Linked DNA regions of Mus musculus: region 1 is linked to region 2. A link is a loop called in an ENCODE intact Hi-C map of the cell type or tissue named here. Cell type or tissue: left cerebral cortex. All regions are shown on one strand. Each heading gives the region's core, and the rest is flanking DNA. Links, peaks and the distances in the headings are about the cores only. Region 1 overlaps Slpi (secretory leukocyte peptidase inhibitor). Region 2 overlaps Stk4 (serine/threonine kinase 4).

What was found. Hi-C counts contacts between places; a loop is a spot of excess contacts. Peaks named below come from ENCODE experiments on the same cell type or tissue, not always from the same donor. Only the 100,000 strongest peaks of a DNase experiment are listed, where the experiment ranks them.
Region 1: it touches region 2 in a loop (2.7-fold over the local background); 25 of 42 quality-filtered maps call a loop at or near these places.

What each region holds. Positions count from the first base shown.
Region 1 is chr2:164,346,071-164,354,404 of GRCm38, reverse strand. It overlaps Slpi (secretory leukocyte peptidase inhibitor), which reads left to right. Exons shown (of 4, transcript NM_011414.3): 4 at 92-335. It overlaps Mir7678 (microRNA 7678), which reads left to right and starts at 22; the gene lies at 22-92. In left cerebral cortex, for the core only: CTCF peaks have their summits at 1,225 (motif pointing left), 5,210 (motif pointing right) and 6,491 (motif pointing right); DNase peaks (open chromatin) are centred at 5,201 and 6,504.
Region 2 is chr2:164,099,916-164,108,249 of GRCm38, reverse strand. It overlaps Stk4 (serine/threonine kinase 4), which reads right to left. Exons shown (of 11, transcript NM_021420.4): 9 at 7,654-7,840. Among named protein-coding and RNA genes, the nearest start is that of Stk4, 30 kb to the right of the region's middle. In left cerebral cortex, for the core only: a CTCF peak has its summit at 4,542 (motif pointing left); DNase peaks (open chromatin) are centred at 515 and 4,547.

The DNA of each region.
Region 1 (8,334 bases), core at 286-8,285, 250 kb before region 2:
GACCGTTCTCAGCATGCTCCCTTACAAGGGCTGGATAGGAATGATCTAGCTGGTTCCTATGTTGAAGGTCTTTCCTTACTTTCTCTTGTAGCCTGATCCCTGACATTGGCGCCGGCTCTGGACTCGTGCTCGGTGTGCTCTGGAAACTACTTCCCTGCTCCCAGGCGTCCCTGCTCCGGGTTCCATGGCTCCCGGCTCCCTGTATCCCAGGCTTGGATCCTGTGGACCAGGGTTACTGTTTTACCACTAACATCTCCTTTTGGCTCAGCATTCACCGATCTTTAGGGAAATGCTGTTGGAGAGCAAATAAATAAACGCATTCATTTCTCTATGCACACCGTGACTCTGATTCACTGAGGGGATGAGATGGGTGTGGTAGGAACCAATAAAGGAAGGATGGGAACGAGGCCTCCCTCTTACATTCCGGGAGGAGAAGGATGAGAATTCCAGGCTTGGGCATGCTTGAACCTTCCAAATATCATGTTTTTATCTGCAAAGTGGCAACAGGGACCGCTTTCTTACAACGTGTAGTGCACCAGAGGTTGCAGAATGGTGCAAAGTGTGTGTGTGCTATACAGCTGTGCTTTACCAGAGTGCCTTCACACACCACGGCCACTTATTGCTACCCGGCGTTATGAAAATGCGGTGCATGTGTGTGCACGCACACACATGTGCAGTGTGCTTACTTGTATGTGTTTTTGAAGGACAGAGTAGGACACCAGGTGTCTTCCTCTGTCACTTTCTGGTTATTACCTTGAGTCAGGATCTCTGTGCTGAACCAAAAGCCGACCAATCAGGGCTGGGTTCGCTGGTCTGCCCATCCCCTTCCTCCGGTTACTGGGGTTACAGGAAAATGCACCACACCCGGCTTTTTATGTGGGTTCCGGGGATTTGAACTGAGTTCTGCTTGTGCAGTGAACGACGTGTTCACTACCCATCTCCCCAGTGCCCCGCCCCACTTCACAGTTCTACTAAACATACACTGCAGAAGAAGAGACGGGTTCCAGTCAGTGTGTGCTCCGAGGGTAGCTGCAATGATGGCAAGTAAAATGTGAAAAATGAGAAATCACCCATTTTGGGAGTATCTCCAACACTTTGTTGTGAGTGTGACTGCTGGAGGAATGGCTCAGCAGTTAGAGCACTGGCTGCTCTTCCAGAGTTCATTCAATTCCCAGCAACCACATGGCCACTCACAACCATCTATAATGAGATATAGCGCCCTCTTCTGTCATGCAGGTGCACATGCAGGTAGAGCACTCGTTAGACATAAAGTACACTTAAATAACAATCGAAAAAAGAAAAAAGAGTAAGACTAGAAATAAACATGAAGGGAAACGCACCTGAAATGATGTTTCTAAAACACATATTAAGTTGAATTTCCAATAGACTTCTCACTGAGGTCAGAAACAGCAGGGGAAACACTGTTCTCCAACAATGTACAAGATATCTAAAGCAACACAGGATGCTACGCCAATGGAGTGTGTAAGATAGGGACAGACGCTTTCCCAGCAGCTGACAAGATGCCTAAAGCAACACAGGATGCTGCACTAACAGAGTATGTATAAGATAGGAAACCATACAAAATGGTCATGTTTGATTTCTATTTTTAAGTGTAAGTGTGTGTGTGTGTGTGTGTGTGTGTGTGTGTAACAAAGTCTTATGTAGCTGAGACTGGCCTCAAACTTTTTATGCTCCTGCCTCTACCTCCTAAGTGCTGGGATTATGGGTGTGTGCCTGCCACCATTTTTGCCTATCTTAAATATTATCATTTTATATGGCAATTTTATAACACTCAATAACATTAGTAAGCCAAGATTCATCAAAGTTGCTGGGCATACAGCCTACACAGAATTCTAGAACATTCCAATTAACAATAAGAAATAACACACATGGAGCTAGAGAAAGTACCCAAGGAGCTAAAGGGATCTGCAACCCTATAGGTGGAACAACATTATGAACTAACCAGTACCCCGGAGCTCTTGACTCTAGCTGCATATGTATCAAAAGATGGCCTAGTTGGCCATCACTGGAAAGAGAGGCCCATTGGACTTGCAAACTTTATGTGCCCCAGTACAGGGTAACGCCAGGGCCAAAAAGTGGGAGTGGGTGGGTAGGGGAGTGGGGAGGAGGGTATGGGGGACTTTTGGGATAGCATTGGAAATGTAAATGAGGAAAATACCTAATAAAAATATTAAAAAAAGAAATAACAGACATAAAGAAACAAACTGTGCAAAAAAATCTCTAAACAATAAAGTTTTGACAATATCTACTGACTTGAATGGTAATCTCTAGAAGTTATTCATTTTTTGTCCCCCCCCCATAATTAAAAGATTAATTTGTATCTGCTCTTTTAAAATTGGCAAATTATAATTGTGTATATTTATGGAATATAATATGGAATAAAATTTCTGGTTTTTTAAGTTGACAAGTTATAACTGTTCATATTAATAGAGATGGTGTGATGTTTTAATATGGTACACAGTATGGAATAATTAACTTAAGATAGAAGACATATCTATTGTCAGGGTTCTCTAGCAGATCAGAAATGATATTATAAAAAACAAAAATCACCCTGAGTGAGGTAACCCAGACCCAGAAAGATAAATATGGTATTTGTTCACTTATATGTGGATGTTAGCCATTAAATAAATGATAACCAACCTACAGCTTATATGACCAGAGAGTTTAGGTAGAGAGGAAGGGCCCAGGGCAGGGGGGCACATGGATCTCCCTGAGAGGGGGTGATAGAATAGATTTTGATTTTTATAGATTAGGTAGGGAATGGGAGGAGAAATAGGGTTGAGGGAGGAAATTTGGGGAGAGACAGCTAGAATTTGGGGGCATTTAAGGGATGATATGAAAACCCGGTGCAGTGGAAACCCTCCTAGAATATATGAGGGCCATCCTAATGAGGTCTCCTAATCATGGCAGTAATGGAGTCACCATTACTGGCCATCTCTTGTCCCCAAATCAGGCTTCCAGTTCTGGGAATGGCTTTCATTTCAGTGAGTTGTTGACCAAGGGAGTCCCATGGAAACCCTCAAATCACCCCTGGGTTGCTAAGACAATGGGTTGTTCTCTGTAAACGTTGCTGAAGACGACACCCACACAACTCAACGAACATGGAGAAGTCAGGCTGGTGCCTACGTGGAGCCTTTAACTGTATATTCCAGTGTCTTCAGTGTGAGCAGGCAACCAAAAGAGGAATACAAACACCAGCCCAGCCACAAAACCTTTGACCTACAATCCATCCCTGGGGTAGGCGTAGGAGTAAATGGTTTTGCACGGAGTAAGGATTATCCCTGCGTTATCCAGGGGTCATTTCTCTGTGCTCACATCTTGTTTCAATCCGGACACGGCGTTGTAGTGCTTAGGTCAAGAATCTCCCTACTCAAGTTTGTGTAAACAATTCTTACCGTTTATTCTCTGCCTTGTCAGTGGGCAGAGGAGAGAATGGCGTGGAAAGTTCCATCAGCCAGAAAAGGAGAGAGAGCGAGCGAGGGAGATTCAAGTCGGCCACGGGGAGAAGGTCCGAGGAGACACCGTGGGAAGAAACATCTGAAGCGGAGGGAGCCAGAACAATATTAACATATCATGGGACCGGAGCCGGGAGGTAACCAGATTAGCATAAGGGGTTAAGGTAGATCATTAAACTGCTGAGGTATTGCCGTGACGCTTGAAATACATCTTGGTTTCTCTGTGTGGTTATTGGGGACTAGCAAAGGTAAAGAAATACAGCTGCTGGTTTAATTCACTGATTACACTTGTATTAAAACGATACATTTTACAGATAGTATTTAATTTTAAAGGCCACAGACCTTTGTCTTTTTCTCTCATACTGATGGACACTTATCTTGATCCCGTGCCTCCTGCTGTAATAAATACGTGTGTATTCAGCTCTTCTCCACACTGACTTTGTATCAGTTTCCACACATACAGAAAGCGAGGATCACTGGACTTTATGATAGCTCGATTTTTAACTTTTATTTTTATTTTTTTGAGTATGTGAACAATGGGTGCTCTTTCTTCCTTCCTTCCTTCCTTCCTTCCTTCCTTCCTTCCTTCCTTCCTCCCTCCCTCCCTCCCTCCCTCCCTCCCTCCCTCCCTCCCTCCCTCCCTCTCTCTCTCTCTCTCTTTCTTTCTTTCTTTCTTTCTTTCTTTCTTCCTTTCTTTCGAAACAGAGTCTCACTCTGCACCCCAGGCTGGCATGGGACTCGAACTCATGAAGATTTATATGTTTCTGCCTCTCAAGTGCTGTGATTACAGGAGTGTGCCTGCCCATCTGACTTTGTGTGGTTTCGACTTTTGGACAGCTCTGAATAAAGTTTTCCAAACCAGGCATAGCGATTTACATCTTCATCAGTGCCATGCTCGGGGTTGCTGTATTTCCCACATCCTTACCAATGTTTGGCTCGTCGTTTTGCCAGCAGTCACTCCCATGGATGTGCAGTGGGGCTGGTGTTCTACTCTGCGAACCCATAGCCATTAGTGCCAGTGGATACTTTCTTCATAGATTTGCTGACCATTTATATATCTTTCTTGGAAATATACACGATCAGATATCTTGTTTATGTTTAACTTTTGTTGAGGGAAGGGAAAGGAAGGGTTTATTCTGCTTACATGTCTTGGTTCATAGTTCATCACAAAGGGAAGCCAGGACAGAAACCCAAAGCAGGGAAGTAGGGACTGAAGCAGAGATCATGGAGGAATGATGCTTACTGGCTTGTTCTCCATGGTTTTCTCAGCTTGGCTTTTTCAACAATCAAGGTCCAGCTGTCCAAGGGTGGCGCCTTCCACAGTGACCTGGGCCCTCCCACATCGATCATGAATCAATAAAGTATTCCACAGACTTGCCAATAAGATAGAGGCATCTTCTCGATTGGAGTTTTTCTCTTCCCATGTGGCTCTATGTTGTTCCAAGTTAACAGAAAATGGACCCTTTGTCAAATTGATGTGCAGACACATCACTGTTAAACCATAACCTTTCCTTTCTTGCTTATGCCCAAGTTCTCGTGTTAATAATATTACATTGTATATTACATTTTAAAATACAGTCCCAAACCAGGCTGTTTCGGTCGGCCCGCAACAACTGTTGAGTCATTTAAATTGTTCATGTGCTTGAATATCAACCTCTCATTGGATATATGATTTATAAATATTTTCTCTCTGTTGCTGTATAGGCCTCAGACTGTAAATTTAAGTGTGGCCAGCAGAGGGCTCCATTGTGCAAAGAAGGACCAGTACTTGGGTGAAGATGGCTCTGCTTAACATCAGGCTCTTTATCCATACAGGCTCAGCAACAGAGTTAACCATGTATGGGAATGGGTCCATAGGTTACACTGACCCATTTACCTCAATGGCCAAAACTGGTAGTGCCCAACTTTTGAGTACCTTAGTAAAGGAATTACTCTAAAATTTTCTTTCTTTCTTTCTTTCTTTCTTTCTTTCTTTCTTTCTTTCTTTCTTTCTTTCTTCCTTCCTTCCTTCCTTCCTTCCTTCCTTTCCCTTTTTAACAATTTTTAAAATGTTATATTATTTGCTATTTCCTTTCATACTTATGTTTAATCTTGCTCACACTTTTCATTAATGGGCAATATTGTGACTCTACCTCACTGTTTTATTTGGTCTTATTTTCTTTCTTTTCTTTCTTTCTCTCTCTCTCCCTCCCTCCCTCCCTCCCTCCCTCCCTCCCTCCCTCTTTCTTTCTTTCTTTCTTTCTTTCTTTCTTTCTTTCTTTCTTTCTTTCTTTCTTTCTTTCTTATTAGATATTTTCTTTATATACATTTCAAATGTTATCCCGAAAGTTCCCTATACCCTCCCTCCACCCTGCTCCCCTACCCATCCACTCCCACTTCTTGGCCCTGGCGTTCCCCTGTACTGGGGCATATAAAGTTTGCAATACCAAGGGGTCTCTTTTCCCAGTGATGGCCGACTAGGACATCTTCTGCTACATATGCAGTTAGAGATACGAGCTCTGGGGGTACTGGTTAGTTCATATTGTTGTTCCACCTATAGGGATGCAGACCCCTTCAGCTCCTTGGGTGCTTTCTCCAGGTTCTCCATTGGGGGCCCTGTGTTCCATCTTATAGATGACTGTGAGCATCCACTTCTGTATTTGCCAGGCACTGGCATAGCCTTATATGAGACAGCTATAACAGGGTCCCTTCAGCAAAATCTTTCTGGCATATGCAATAGTGTTTGGGTTTGGTGGCTGATTATGGGATGGATCCCCAGGTAGGGTAGTCTCTGGATAGTCCATCCTTTCGTCTTAGCTCCAAACTTTGTCTCTGTAACTCCTTTCATGGGTATTTTGTTCCCTATTCTAAGGAGGAATGAAGTATCCACCCATTGGTCTTCCCTCTTCTTGATTTTCTTGTGTTTTCCAAATTGTATCTTGGGTGTTCTATGTTTCTGGGCTGTTTTTATTTTCATGTTGCAAGTGTTTCATCTGCATGTATATAAGTGCACTGCTTGTGTCCAATATCTATAGAGGCCAGAAGAGGGTGCCAAAATACCTAAAACTGGAGTTACAGGTGGCTGTGAGCTGTCATTTACTCTCTCTCAATCTCTCTCTCTCTCTCTCTCTCTCTCTCTCTCTCTCTCTCTCTGTGTGTGTGTGTGTGTGTAAGAGAACCTGGTTTTTCTGTAAGTGGAGGGAGTGCTCTTAACTGCTGAGAGCCCCCTTTCTACTGAGACAGATCTCACTGTATATCTCTGGCTAGCCTAGAACTTGCTATGTAGACCACATGGCCTTGAACTCATACAGATCCACCTTCTGAGAATAAAGGCCAGTGCCCCTATATTTGGCTTTTTCACTGGTCTTTAAAAATTAAGTAGTCCTGTTTTATTTTTTTCTTGTCTTGTCTTTTCTCTTCTTCCTCTTCCACCACCTCCTCCTCCTCTTCTCCCCCCTCTTCCTTCTTCTGTTTTTTTGGGACAGGGTATCTCTGTGTTGCCCTGGCTGTCTTGGAATTCACAGGCCAGGCTCCCGTTTGTATTTATTTCCTTCTCACATCTATCTAATTTTGTTTTTTAAAAGTTTTTTCATTATTTGGGTTTTCTTTTTATTAAATGTTTTTTAATTGAAATAGAATTGTATCACTTCTCCCTCCCTTTTCTCTCTCAAGCTCATCTCAGTCACCCGCCCTGAACGCTTCCCAGGCTTCTCACCTTCCAATTGATATCCTCTTTATCTTTGACTATACTCATCACACACAGGCACACACATACCCAAAATATATACATGTGTATGTACAAATATGTGAGTCATGTGGTCACCCATGGATTCCAGTCAAACCAGCAATTGTTGGCCCATTAAAATGTATTATTTATAAGGGCCAACTGTTATTTGGATGTATAGCTATAAGTCATTAAAGGAATCAGATAATTTGTTTATAAGTCTATTGTTTTCAGATAAAGCAGAGCTAGTAAAATTTGTTAGAGTCCAGTCCCCCCTCTCTCTCTATAATATATAACATATATAATACATAAATATATAGTGCTGAGTTAATCTGTTGATTGGGTGATAGATATGGCTTCAGGGGTGACCACTGTGTTGGACAAACAATAAGAGGGCTCATTCACAAGAGAGGCTAATTCTTCTTCTCCCCGCAGACTAGAGTAGCTTGTGGTTCTTTCTTTAAGGGTGGGACTTCACACAGTTTTTCTTCTCCTACATTAACATGCTGATCGACATTGCTATTGTTCTGGTCTTGTTTCTGTAGCCATTTTAGGAGAGGCTGTTTCACTTCAGACTTCCTCCTACTCTGGCTCTTACAATTTTTGCACTCTTTCCTCTGGCATGGTACCCTGAGCTACGGATGAGGGAGCTGTGGTACCAATGTATTTTTGGGGTGCTGGGATCTTTATACTGTGGGTCTCTGCTTTGTGTCCAGTTGTGGTTTTCTGGGATGGTCTCTGTTTGCTGTAGAGAGAGGCTTATCTGATGAGAGGTGGTAGCTACACTGATCTCTGGGTATAAGAACAAGATGCAGAGAAATTATGCTGGCCTAGCAAAGCAGTGGTAGTAGATTCTTTTCCTTTTTATTTATTATTTAATTTTATTTTAAGATTTATTGAAGCCTGATAAACAGCTTCAATGAAGTAGCTGGATATAAAATTAACTCAAACAAGTCAATGGCCTTTCTGTACACAAAGGATAAACAGGCTGAGAAAGAAATTAGGGAAACAACACCCTTTTCAATAGTCACAAATAATATAAAATACCTTGGTGTGACTCTAACTAAGGAAGTGAAAGATCTGTATGATAAGAACTTCAAGTCTCTGAAGAAAGAAATTAAAGAAGATCTCAGAAGATGGAAAGATCTCCCATGT
Region 2 (8,334 bases), core at 186-8,185:
CTCTCTCTCTGAATGAATGAATGAATGATTATAATGCTTTCATTTTTGAGCATTTAGACACTACGTATTTTATATGTATTTTATTAGTTTGACAAAACAAAACATAAAACCTGAAGGTCAAAGGGGGAATAACCTCCCTAAGGAGACTTCCCCTATCAGACCCAGAAATACACTCCAGGCCAAAGACTGATTCCCAAAATCTTTCCAGTATTTTTCTTTCTACTCTTGCCTTCCTTCAGCAAGACAACTGCAACAAAATTAACTGTTGTAGCTTTTCGCTCTGGGGCAGGAAACAGCCCTATTCTATCGAGAACCTTCCTATAGTGTCAATTCAGAGTGGCAAGTATAGGAAGCACCGAGTGCTCTCTGGTGAACTTTGAAGCAACCAGAAACTGGACAACAAGGCTGCTGTTGTAAGAGGAGTGCACAGCGCTTACACCCTCAGAACCATGCTTGCAAACACTATCCCCTACATCCGAGACTGACGAAGTCAGCATGTGGACCGTGTATTAACTGCACCCTGCAGACAGCTGCAGGCTGAGAGTGAATGAAGAACTTCCCTCTCACACTGCTCTGATGAATGCATATCTGACAGACAGTGTGAAGTCTTTTCAGTAAGAGCCTGGACTGTGGTCTTAAAGGAGGAAACAGAGCAACAGTAGACGGCCTCAGTCACAGAGCTTCCCAATCTTAACTATGCCGTCATGCTTTAAAGTTCTACTGCAAACAGATTAGTGTGGCTACTACTCTAAGGAGCACATTAGAACGCTGGGAATTCAGTGCAGATCCTAAAAAGAAATCATCTCACTCGCCTCAGGTCACAGGGCCTAACTGGAAAGGCCCGAGTCAAGGACGAGAACACTGCAAAAGCTATTGCGCCCCCCACCTGTGCAGGCAGCAAGCCTGGGAAGGAGGAGGGGCCAGCTGATGCGCTCCTGGACATGCCGCAAGCACTGAGAGGGAGAGCAGCCGGCTGGCATCGAGGCTTCAGCAGATAGGTGTCTGCTCACCATCAGAACCGCTGACTGTCAGCCCCTCCTCAGGGAAGGACTGCTAAGGTACAACTTGTGCAAACAAGCCCACTTCCTTCCTTCCATATTTTGCTGGGTTTGTCTCTGAAAACCCAAGTATCAAAAATTGGTAGAAAATAGCCAATTTAAAGGCAATTGGCACATTAAGTTTACTAGATATAAATTCCTGTACTAAACAACTAGAAACCAAGCATTCTTAGGTTGGTTAGGTGGCCCCTGGGTAAAGTACTGGCTACCCAAGCCTGTGGACCTGAGTCAATTCTCAGAACCCACAAAAGTTGTCCTCTACTTTCCACAGCGTGGGTCTGTGGCACATGCAGAGTGTTTAAATATTTTCAAAAGAAGAAAACACAAAGACTCTTTTGACAAAAATTCACAACAAACATGCCAAGCCACAAATGCCTCAAAAGTACCCAAGAACTGTTACCACCTCGGCCTCGCTCTTTAAACAACTCTCTAGCACATACCGGGTTTTAAAATTTCACACACTTAGTTTTGAAAAAAGTTCTTCTGAATAATTAACATGCCTGTACTTCCAGAATACAGGAAACAGAGGCGGGGGAATTTTGAATTTGAGGCCAGTCTGGTATACACAGCAACTTCCAGGCTGGAAGCGATACACAGTAATCAAAATCCTGTTTCTAATAAATAAGACGCTTCCAATATCAGAGCTTGTATGCAGCTCCATGCAAAAGGCCTGGTCCCTGCATTCAAGGCCTGGCGCCAGAGGGTGGGCGGAAAGAAAACAAAGAGCGCATGTACCACACTGACGGTGGAGTGAAGCTGCAGAGCTAAGGGGAAAGCTACGGGTAGTCAGACTAGTAAGCAAGAAAAATCAAACCGCAAGATGGTAAACTGCCGCCAGTTCTAACTGACACCAGGCTACAGTCTAAGCTACAGTCAGACTCTCTAAAGCTACAGTCAGACTCTCTAAGGCTACAGTCAGACTCTCTAGCCTAAGGAAGGACTGCTGATTCGGCTGCAATCAGACTCAGGATTAAGATGCTAGAGGGACTTTCCCTGAGGTGAACAGGACAAGAACAGGCACCACTATTCAAACTGTAGTAGAGATCTGAGTGAACCAGAAAAAAAAGGGTCTATGGATCACAGGGGCAACACTGAGGTCATAATCCAGAGACAAGATCTTCTTCATAAAAAATAAAAAGGGAACTTACAGATTAGGAGTCTCATAGGAGATGAGTACAACAATCCACTGAAAACATCAACGCAACAGCCATAAAAGTACAACAAGAACCAAAGCCAACATAAAAACAAAAGACTTGGAACTGGTCCTAAAACCAAGATGAAGGCTGGAGGGACAGCCCAGCCAGTGAAGAGTGTGCCCTGCTCGTCTGAGGATTCTCTTGGTTCCTAGCACTTGTATCAAGTGACTTCCAAGCACCTGGAGCCCCAGCTCCAGGGGATACAAGTTACAAGCTTCCTGAGGTGTCTGCACTCAAGTGTACATACTCACGCATGGACACACAATTTTAAATACTAAAAAGAAAATATTTTTTAAAACAAATTAAAACAATCAAGTTGAACAACCCCTGAGGAATAACACCCAAGGTTGACCTCTGACCTACACATGAGCACACACGTGTACACAGACACACATGCTAAGGGTGCTTGTAGCTGCAGTGCTCATGAAGTTGAGGAAGAGGGATCAGAAGTTGACACCAGTTTGAGCTATATAAAAAGACCTCATCAAGATAGAGATGCCAGGCAGTGGCGCACGCCTTTAATCCCAGCACTCAGGAGGCAGAGGCAGGGGGATCTCTGTGAGTTTGAGGCCAGGCTGGTCTACAGAGCAAGCTCCAGGGCTATAGAGAGAAATCCTATCTAGGATCTCCCCAACAAAAACACAGACAGACAGACAGACAAATGCACACACACACACACATGCACACACACACACACACACATGCACACACAGAGATATAGAGCATGCCTGTGAATAAACTCAGTTTTCTAGAGATATGCTGGGTAAACCATGGAACCGTGTTTGCTGACAGAACTATGTATTCAAAGCAATCAAGTAAAATCCCAGTGGTATAACGCAAAATTGGCTTCACTGATCCTGAAACTGATACGAGATCATTGTAAAGAAATTCAAATAGCAATCTCTATTGGAAAAAAAAGGGGAAGGAGGGCAAGGAATCTATTTTAGAATAATGGTCACGGAATCCATGCAAAGGTGACTGGACCGTACAGCTGAATGTGACTACAGTTCATAATACAAAGAACAAGAAATTCATGATATATTAAAGAACATCTGTGGGCAGTAAGACTTTACAACTCTTTAAACATTTACTCTTTCAAGGTGTGTAGGTAAAAAGAAACTTCTTTTTTCTTTTTTTCTTTTTCTTTTTCAAGACAGTGTCGTTCTATGTAACCCTGCCTGTCCTGGAAACTGTTCTGTAGACCAGGATGTCCTTGAACTCAGAGACCAACCTGCCTCTGCCTCTCTAGTACTGGGATTAAAGGGGTGCACCATCACCACCCAGCAAAATTTCTTGAAGAACACAAAAATGATACTGTATAAGAAACCCTGGAACAGTGTGACATCAGGAGAAGGCCGGCTGCTAGGAATGACTGCAACAGTCGGGCACAAGTCACAAGCTAGGGCCAAATAACCGCAATGCACAAACCAAAAGGGTCGATACCTACAATCCACAGCGGTTCTGCAGATCAGTAAAAGGCTATTCCGATTATCCTTCCTGTATAAAACACGCAAGATTAAAGTGAGGGGCCATGCAGCTCAGTAGTGCACACGGCCAGGCAGGAAGCCCAGGGTTCCCGTCCCTGCACTTCCAAAACCAAAATCGGGATATATCAGGCAATGATGGTTATAAAGTATCTTTAACACTTGTTTGTCTACATATTGTAGCTTTCCCCATATCAGTTCTGTTTGTGAGTTGTTTTGTTTTGAAGTGCTATCCCACTGTTTGGTTGGGACCCCTTAACTGGTGACACTTAAAAAGCTATGTGTGGCACTGTGCTCAGGATCGACAAAACCAATTCCAACTAAAGTCTACTAAACCTGAGACGAAGAGGCTGTGCTGAAGTGCTTCAGCTCTGCCAAGTATCCAACCTCCTCACTAAACGATATGAAGGCCATGCCCCAGTGTTGCTGCGGTAACTCAAGACAGCCTTAAAGGTGAGGGCTAACAGCAGTTAACAGCACCGGTTGCTCTTCTTGAGGACCGAGGTCCAACTCTCAGTACCTACAGCTCACGGTAACTCTGGTTCAAAGAGATTCAATAACCTCTTTTGGTCCCTGCAGGCACGAGCCACGTGTGTGCTTAGACATACATATGGACAAAACACTCAAACACATAAAATAAAATAAAATAAAATAAAATAAAATAAAATAAAATAAAATAAAATAAAATCTTAAGTATAAATAAATAATAGTCTTGATCCAAAATAAATGCTATCATGGAAAGGGTGTCGGTGAATTTGAATGGGAACGCAATTTCAATCCATATCCTATCGCGGAGCTCCCTCTGCTGGCACAGTGGGAGCACAACAAGTTCAATGCTGACAACTCACAAGGGCATTTTATCTTCACCACTAAGACCAGGAGTTCCTTTAGAGAACCCTGAACATAGTCTACAAACAGCAAGAATGACCAATGTGTTTTTACACAAGTAATGACTAGTTAATGTCAATTCCCCTTCAGATTTCAGCTAAGGCTGGACTGTACCTAATATTTTTATATATGCAATAGTCTACACTAGCATGTCTGGGAAAATTCATAAATTTTATCTTTAATTATTTCCTTGGGCCTAGTTCCTAATAAAGGAATTTACCAGGTCACAGGTTTGATCTTTTCTTTGGGGGGTTGTTTTTAATTATGTGTATACAGCAAGGAGTCTCTTCATGTGTGAGAGGAAGTGTCTTCAAAGTCTCAAGAGGGCACTGGATCCTGTGAGCCTGGAGTTACAAGTGGTCATGAGTCACTGGGAACTGAACTCAGGTCCTCTGGAAGAAGGGCAATGTTCTTAACTGTGGGGCCATCTCTCAAGCCCAGATCTGAATTTTTTAAATGCTGATAAAGAATGCACTCCAGAAGTTTTATCAATTTGTTAATCTACCAATGTAACATTACCATTCTTTTCAGTCTCAGAGATAATTAATCTGAATCCCAAAACAAAGGGAATGATTTCCATCTCCAAGGTGAAGAGTAGAGACCCATGAGAACACTGCCCTGCCAATGTCTGCAGACACAGAAGCCCCTCCTCAGGAGTATCTCTACCTTCCTACGTGCTGCCAAGCTTGCTACGTTTCTGTAGGGAGCCCCAGGGACACGTTAAATTCCCTTTTACTATACTTTGGCAACACCCTGGGCCTACACCAATATTAGAACTCATGTCCTTCCCTGCACTTGATGGCACCTGGGACCAAGTCAGAGATACAACTGAGGTCAGTCTGTATGGGCATTTACAAAAAGGGCCGACTGAGAGAAGTCTCTCTGAGAGTGGATGGCACCATCTGACAGACAGCCCAGATACAGAGGGCTCTGAGGCAAAAAGAACAAGTCTTGCATGCCAGCCTGACTCTGCTCCTTGCTGGCACACCCATTCCTGTTGCTGCTACAGCTATTATCACTGCCATCCATCGCTGGCATTAGACTCCAGATTCTTGGTCTTCTATCATGGACTAAAGTCAAGTGACTCTCTGGGAATCTTCCAGGCCCTTAGAGCCAGACTGAGACTGCTGAAGATATCCAGTGTTGTGGATTGAGCAGCTCACAGGTTCTCAGCCTCTCCGAGCTGCAGCCAGCCACTGATGGCCCTTCCAGACCCTATGTTTAGGTTTAAAGCCCCAGGGCTCCTTGATCACCTTTTTTCCCTTCCCTTTAGCTGTGTCCTCTCCCTGGGATGAAACCCAGCCCCTCACACATGCTAGTCAAGTGTTCTGCCAGACAACAAACTTTCTGTCTGTGAAGGAACAGACAGCAGATAATTTAGGCCTTTGAGGCAACAGTTTTTAACAGGTACTCAACTCAGCCTTTTCAGTACAGAGGCAGCCAAAAGCAACAAAGGAATGGTTTATGGCTAGGTTCCAGTTGAGCCTTACTGCCCAAAGTAGGTGGCAGTCTAGCTTGGCCGAGACACTGGTTTGCTGATCCCTGGATTAGAAGAAAAGCCATAAATATTATAGGTACAGCTCAGCAGTAGACTGGCACACATGAAGCCATGATTTGATCCCTAGCATGGGGGTGGGGGGGTAGGTAGTTAAGGGGGGTGAAAAAAAAAACCTGATGACCAAGGAAACTCAGGCCTTTCAACGTATGCAAAGTTCAGGCTAACCTGAACCTCTATACCTCCGTTACTATTTTGTATCCTCCAACTGTTCCCTCTGTGACATGGCCTGTACCTCAGGTCGAGAGGAAAGGCGATCAGTAAAGAGCAGAGTGTGGGACTCTAAGCCAACTCGAGGAATGGAGCGAGTCACAGGCCAGCCAGGAAAGAGGGGAAGAACCCAGGTCTGTGGCACACACCTGATGTGGAAGACTGGAGCCTGAGGCTAGGGAACCACCTGATGTGTCATTAGAGAAAGAGACACATACAGAGGAGGAAGTGATCAGATAAACTAATCTATCAAGCAACAGAGAGAACCACCCAACTACTTCTCTTAGAAACCAGTCTCTCGCCAGGTGTGGTGGCGCACACCTTTAGTCCCAGCACTTGGGAGGCAGAGGCAGGCGGATTTCTGAGTTCGAGGCCAGCCTGGTCTACAAAGTGAGCTCTAGGACAGCCAGGGCTACACAGAGAAACCCTGTCTCGAAACCCCCCCCCCAAAAAAAGAAACCAGTCCCTCCCTCCACTAGACTCACAAAAAGAAGCCTCGGGCAGTGACTGCACCTCCCTGCGGCCTACTGCTCTCTTGCATTGTATTCTGACCTGCGCGTTGCCTAAATAAAATGGTCTTGCTACTCTGCACATAACTTTCTTTCCTCAAAACAATGACAAAACCTGGAAACACCAGGCCTAGACTCTGACCACAGGCAACAGCTTGAGCCCAGAAGTGAGAGGTGAGGCTGGGCAACATAAAAAGCATCAGTCTCCAGCAGCAGGAGCACCGGTTGGGGGCGGGGCTCACTGGTGCAGTGCTTACCTAGTGCTTACTGGTGAGGCTCAGGGACTTAATAACCAGCAAAGAAAGAAAGGGAGAGTGAAGGGAGGAAGGAAAGGAGGGGTCAGAGAAACATGGCAGGGAGGGGAGACAAGGAAAGAGGGAGAGGAAAAGGAAGAGATTTTCTGAAGACTTAACAGAACTTTTGCATCTGCTCAATTATCCCTGACTGGCTGTCAGTGAGCTTTGACTAACCAGACAGACACTAGCGTGAAAATACACTGAAAGTCTGCATCACAGCAGAGAGTACGTATGGCCTGCTCCAGGAGAACCCTCAATGAGAGCATTCAGACGAAGCTCCCAGCCTACTGCCAGCATTCTTCCTCCCCTGCCGCCTGCTCCTCACAGCCCTCCTACTGAGCGCCTCTCTCCCTCTAAGGGACGTAGCTAGGACAACACAACAGCAGACCCACAACTCAGACAGCAGGGGCTGCGAGACCCTGACACTGGATCAGTTAGTGTCTCCCCAGAGCCTCACTTTTCATGGTTCCTTCCTCTTCCTCGTCCTCCGTGTTGATCACCATGGTGCCCAGCTGGGACGGCAACGTGTCACCGTGCTCAATCATAGTATTGGCTCCTCCGCTCATCGTGCTGGCTACTCGGACAGTGCCCATCTCATCACCGGCAGCTCGAACCATCGTGCCGGAATCCATTTCATCCTCCTCCTGCGAAGGAGCAGAATCTCAAACTGGAGCTAACTGAACGTCCTGAGTCACGGTTACTCTCGGTGCAAACAGACCTGGATCTGACACCTCTGTACGTTGTGTTCCCACCTTAGAAGCTGAAAAGCACCTGTTTAACCAGAGATGGTCACCAAGTGACCCATGTGACACCTGCGTATCTCATCTAATGGAGCCTCCTCCTCCTCCCTTCTCTCTTGACTTCCAGCACAGATCTGGCCAAAAGCACCCTTGAATCTCAACGGTGCAGGTGACTCCAGAATACACTATGAGAATTTTAGAAGAGCTTGGATAAACAAAGTCTCAAAACTAGGGGATGTCTCTGTCTCTCACTGTCTCTTAAATAAATAGATAATCTGGATAAATGATACAGGGGAAATAACAAAATGTGTTTTAAGGAAACACTGAGCAAAGAGCAAGCATAGCCCCGGCAGCGGAGCCCAGCAGCACTGAATGAGATCCATCCGCACTCAACAAAG